Regions from separate parts of the Mus musculus genome. Here region 1 is linked to region 2. A link is a contact called in ENCODE Hi-C or POLR2A ChIA-PET data. All regions are on one chromosome and are shown on one strand. The core of a region is the stretch at or near the end of the contact, and the rest is flanking DNA. Distances in the headings are between cores, read along the strand shown.

Evidence for each region. A loop is a pair of places that touch in the nucleus more often than their neighbours do. ChIA-PET counts read pairs that join two places held with the same protein, here RNA polymerase II (POLR2A).
Region 1: a loop to region 2 is called in a map of T-helper 17 cell, with 2.1 times the contacts of the local background. The contact joins the promoter of Sptssa here to the promoter of Egln3 in region 2. A Hi-C loop is called at or near these places in 1 of 37 maps with a recorded cell type or tissue (T-helper 17 cell). POLR2A ChIA-PET finds 5 or more read pairs at or near these places in 1 of 5 experiments (embryonic stem cell).

The regions. Positions count from the first base shown.
Region 1 is chr12:54,655,269-54,657,968 of GRCm38, reverse strand. It overlaps Sptssa (serine palmitoyltransferase, small subunit A), which reads left to right and starts at 1,397. Exons shown (of 2, transcript NM_134054.2): 1 at 1,397-1,597. The coding sequence starts at 1,486.
Region 2 is chr12:54,202,463-54,205,162 of GRCm38, reverse strand. It overlaps Egln3 (egl-9 family hypoxia-inducible factor 3), which reads left to right and starts at 1,289. Exons shown (of 5, transcript NM_028133.2): 1 at 1,289-1,958. The coding sequence starts at 1,602.

The DNA.
Region 1 (2,700 bases), core at 148-2,647, 450 kb before region 2:
AATTACTTTGAGATCGAGGCCAGCCTATACTACATAGTGAGGTCCTGTATATTGGTTAAGTTATTTTTGTTTTTGTTTTTCATTTCCACAAAAAACTAGAATCACTTGGGAAGAGGGAACCTTAGCTGAGGAACATGAGATTGGTCTATGGTGGGCGTGTCCTCCCTACTGTGGGCAGTGCCATTGCTAGGCAAGTGGGGTCTGGGCCGTTTAAGAAAGCAAGTTGAGCAAGCCAGAAAGAGCATGCTCCTAAGCAGTATTCCTCTGTGGTTTCTGCTTCAATCTCCTGCCTGGAGTTCCTGGCTTGGCTTCCCTCCGTGATGTTCTGTAACCTACAAGACGAAATAAAATAAAATAAAATGACTAGGCACCTTGTGAAAGCAGATCTCAAGTCTATTGTTGTTTGTAAGGTCTTTGCTCGTAAGGAGCATAAGGAATTTAAGTTAATACCTGTCAACCTGGAAAGGTTTTAAAGCTTAAAGCAGCAGGTTTGAAACTTTTAGACATGTGAGTTGCAGGCTACTTAATTATGTCATTTCACAAGCACACAGTGCATGGGCTTTAGAGGAGTGGAATACAGCCGGTACTGCTGCAGGTCATAGGAGTGAATCTTTAGGAGACAGATCACATGCTGACCTCAAGCTGTCTTTAGAACCCACTAGATCAAGTGCACTTCTCTTGATTGTGACCTACATGGTTGTTTTCTAAGTGTAGTCATAGAAATATTGGCAACTGTCTATGGCCAATTCTTTTGTCTTTAGGTTAGGGAATACTAGTGCGTGTGTGTGTGTGTGTGTTGTGTGTGTGTGTACTCGCGCGCGCATCCTAGATAGGTCTGTTTTCACGCATGTGCTCGGAGGAAGGGAAGAGCTGATGAACATATTACTTCTACAGTTTTCAACATCTTCTTGGCTGGGTGTCATTTGGCATCCACATTCTCTTTGACCCCCGCATTCCCTCTTGCACAAGGCACTGTTTATTTGCATGCCCGACTCTTTAGTAGCATTCTCACCCAGCCCTATCATCTCTTGGCCCAGAAGGGATTCATGAGGTAGGAGAGAGATTACATACACTGGTTTCTAAAGGAATCCTTCTGGGCTGGTCTGAAGGATCCGGCCTCTTAAGGGCACCATCTCGCATGGACACCAGTGGGGACTGAAGCCGGTCTTGCAACCGCCATGCGTGCGCGTGGAGATGCAGAACTAGCACTTAAACCCAGACCGTTTCCCAGGGCTGGGGAGCTCGCTCCGGGCGAGGCGCGGGGCGGGACAGGAGCACACGAAGTGGCCGCTTGGCCAATAAGCGCAAGCCAGGAGGAGCCGGCGGTGGCCGCTCGGGTGCGCGCGGGGTTGGGCGTACACGGTGACGCGCAGGCTCGGCAGGACCAATGGGCGCAGGGTGGTGGCGGGCGGGCCCCAAGGCCTGGGGCTTTAGGAGGTGAGCGGGCCGCGGGCCCGCCTGACGCTGCTACACCGCGGGAGGCGCATGGCGGGCATGGCGCTGGCGCGAGCATGGAAGCAGATGTCCTGGTTCTACTACCAGTACCTGCTGGTCACTGCGCTCTACATGCTGGAGCCCTGGGAGCGAACCGTGTTCAGTATCCTGTGTGTCCTGGCCTGGCTGGGGCGTGGAGGGGTGCGCGCGCCGGGTTGGAAGGGGGTGGGGGGGTGTCTTGGGGTCAAGGGAGGTGGAACCGCGGAGATCCGGGTCTTGTACGCAATTCCCCTGCCCAAGGTGGAGGCATCCTGATTTCTGCAAGCAGTCGGGAGGGCGACGTCTCCCCTGGTGCTTCCTTGTCCCGCTTCGGCCGCGCCTGCTTTTGATCCTTCAGTATTCTTTGAGGCAGGGTTGCTGCAAATCGCTCCGGGCTTGGGCGTCTTTAACCCTTAGCTATTCCTGATTTGGAGCGATAGAACTCTAACCAGTTCACCAGGTTGTGAGTACGTGGTCTTGACACTCCCACACAGTTTTGGAAAGCAGTTTGTAAGTTACTGAAAGGCCTTTTGGGCTTCAAAATGGCAGTTTTAAAAGTGTGTTATATTTATGACTTCTTTGCATCATAGGTACAAGCTGTGCCCAGAAAAGACTTTGCTGGGGTTTCAAACTGTGCTTTGTTGTTTAGTTTATCACCGGTTAAGAATTGTTGAGTGATGACTTTGCTGAGCACTTTGTGTGTATGTTATCTTGCCTAATTTTAACAGCTCCAGCGAATAGCTCAAGGTTGTGAAGCCTGATGTTTGTTTTCGCCCAATGTCTATGCCGCTATCCTCTGATTTCCGTGTCGACGAAATACTAGCAATTCATTCTTTTAACGCTCCACTTCTCCTTTCCTTAATATAAAAAGAATATACCACATCACATGCTTATTTCATCCGCTCAGCTTCTTGTGGTTTAGCTTTGTTAGGAACAACTTCACAAACGCGTTCCTAGGACTGAGGTAGAGCTTCTTTGCAAGCTTTTTCAAGGGTGCTGGTGTGGAAATAGCATGAGGTTATTTGGAGCTGACTCTTGAAAAATTTTAGCGTCTTGCAAGACTATTACTGTGAGCAATTATTTCCTAACCTAAAGTTTAATAACCAGAATGTATATTTGGGGCTCCGGATTAAGAAAGCCTGATTTTCCGAATCGTTTATTTGTAGCTTCAGTTTGCTCTTTGGATTTTGTAGGTCAGATAACATCTATATTTAAATTTATGCCTAA
Region 2 (2,700 bases), core at 40-2,539:
GCTTCTTGAAGTTGAGCCTTTACCCTAAGGAAATACACCTTCTCCTGGACAGACATATGGAAGAGGCCAACTGAGCAAGGCCATTAACAGGGTCCCTGTTCTCCATGGAGCTAGTTAGGTTTCTTCAAAGCTGCTTACACCCTCTCTGGTTGACTGCCACTCCCCAAGGCCCTGTTTGCCCTCACTGACTACAATACAGCCTTCTTCCCAGTCTGTCAGCACTCTCTCCTCCTCTGCCTCTCCTTCACATGAACTGCACCCCCACTTCTCCCCTCAGAGAAGGTGAGCAGAGGGGCTATTGGGAAGAGAATAAAAGCAAAAAGGACTTTATGTCCAAAATTAGTGATGCTTGAAAAATCGGTGCAGTTTTTCATTTGACTTAACTGAAAATCTAAATGTGCAAAGATGTGAACTGACTCTCTGTCTCTCTGTCTCTCTGTGTTTGTCTCTCTTTCCCTCTGTCTTAGATGTCTCTGTTTCTCTCTCTCTCATTTGGAAGGAAAGGGCATCAGAAATCTGTATAGAGACCACCTTACAGTAGATAATTAAGCCTTTTGGGTAGGGCCTAGGGCTCTAGTGCAAGTTGCATGTAGTAGAAGCCAGAGAGACCTGGAACACAGTGTATCTTTTGGGGAGAGTGCGAGTGATTTTGAGAGAGAATTTCAGAACCTTTTAGTAAAAAGCTTGAGTATAAATGGTGCATGAACATCTCCCGCAGGACAAAATACAAAAATTTGCAGGATTTGGCAGTGCTCTCCCTTCCCGGGGCGCCTCCCTATCTCTCTGTCCTCCACTCCCTTCTCAGGGGATACACACCAGCCTGGCACACAGGGTGGGGGGAGGTCAAGGGGAATGTTTGTTAATGAATCAGTCAGTTTTGGTTAAAATTAAATTCACCTCTCTCTCTCACAGGGGTTGGAACAGCCAGACCCGAATCAAACAGAAGAGGAAAGAAGGAAAGACACTAGGTAGAGCTTAAACCTTAATGTTTAAGAAATATAGTCACCAGAGAGGTGACTAGCCCAGAAAGTGGCAATAAACTGTTCATGTGCATCTCAGACGTGAGATCCAGGTTTTCAAGTTTGTTAGGGGATTTAACGCAAATCAATATGCAAATCGAGAGCATTAAAAAAAAAAAATCCAGCCCTTTCTTGGGTCACACACAGGTTAGCTAGAGTGGAGCTCACCCAGATGCTCCGCAGCACCAGTCCAAGAGGAAGAGCCCGGAGGAGGGCAGTCCCGGGGGCGGGACCATGACGTTGGGGTCAAGGCGGTGCTTTCTCTCGTTCCTCCCCCGGCCACGGCCGCCGCGGCGGTGGCTCTGCATCTCCAAAAAGGGCCCTCCGACTTCTCACTGGGCCAGTCCGGCGCTGGGTGGCGGAGCCCTACACTGCTCCCGCCGGTCCCAGAGCCGGGATCCCTTCTCTTCAGAGTTTCGAGCAACTTTCCCCGCCTCTGGAGCTAAAGTGGCTCGGGGACTGTGACCACCGCAGGTGGGAGAGTCCCCGGCCCGGCTCTCCGCATCTTCGCTGTGCGCTCGCGCTGGGAAAGCCCTGGGTGCGTGCACCCTGGGGGTCCCCGGCCTCGGCTCTGTGGGCGAGATGCCTCTGGGACACATCATGAGGCTGGATCTGGAGAAGATCGCCCTGGAGTACATCGTGCCCTGTCTGCACGAGGTCGGCTTCTGCTACCTGGACAACTTCCTAGGCGAGGTGGTGGGCGACTGCGTGCTGGAGCGAGTCAAGCAGCTGCACTACAACGGGGCCCTGCGTGACGGCCAGCTGGCCGGGCCGTGCGCCGGCGTCTCCAAGCGGCACCTGCGAGGCGACCAGATCACGTGGATCGGGGGCAACGAGGAGGGCTGCGAGGCCATCAACTTCCTCCTGTCCCTCATCGACCGGCTGGTCCTGTACTGCGGGAGCCGGCTGGGCAAATACTATGTCAAGGAGCGGTCCAAGGTAGGATGCGTGCGGGTGCCCAGCCGCAGCTGCGCTGCAGGGGACGGGAAGCCTTCATTCGGAGTGTTGTGTCGCCTTCGCTGGGGTGCAGCGAACTTTGGTTTTTAACCAAGAAGTCAGCTTGCCTATCTGCCCTACTTGCGTCCCCTCCACCTCCTGGCCTAACCCCTTAAGCAAAAGTCCACGTTAAGGGGCTCAGGTGTCTCGTGATGATGAGCTTCTGCTGACTCTGAAAGAATTGCCCTGGTTTTGGTGATGACCGCAAGGACAACTGGCTGGTGGAGGGAAAAGATATTGGAAACACTGCGACACGCATGTCCATGATCCGAAGTGCCTCCTTTAAAGCCACCCGGTACTGCCCTTCACAGTAGCCAGAGGCACTCTTAACTCTACTAGAGGCAAGTCTAATTTTTGCCTTGTGTTAGTTGGCTTGTAGAGTTAGGTAGGGTGGGAGGGAAGAGTTCGGTATGACAAGGTTAAGTCCTCCACTTCTGCTGCAGCCTTTGAGCCCTGGGGCTCAGAATTCTCATAGACCCCTCAGCCCAAGTGCTGAGCCCCACGCCATCGCCTTTCTTTTCCTATAAACTCATGGCAAAATCCACTCAAACAACCTGATAAGGTCCATGAAGAGAGTGGTGAGGTACCTCTGGGTAGAAACCTTGTTTTTGTTGTTCTCATAGCCCGTAATGGGGGCAGTGGGTGGTGATGATTTATCTTGAAAATGTTTACAGGTAGATTGGCA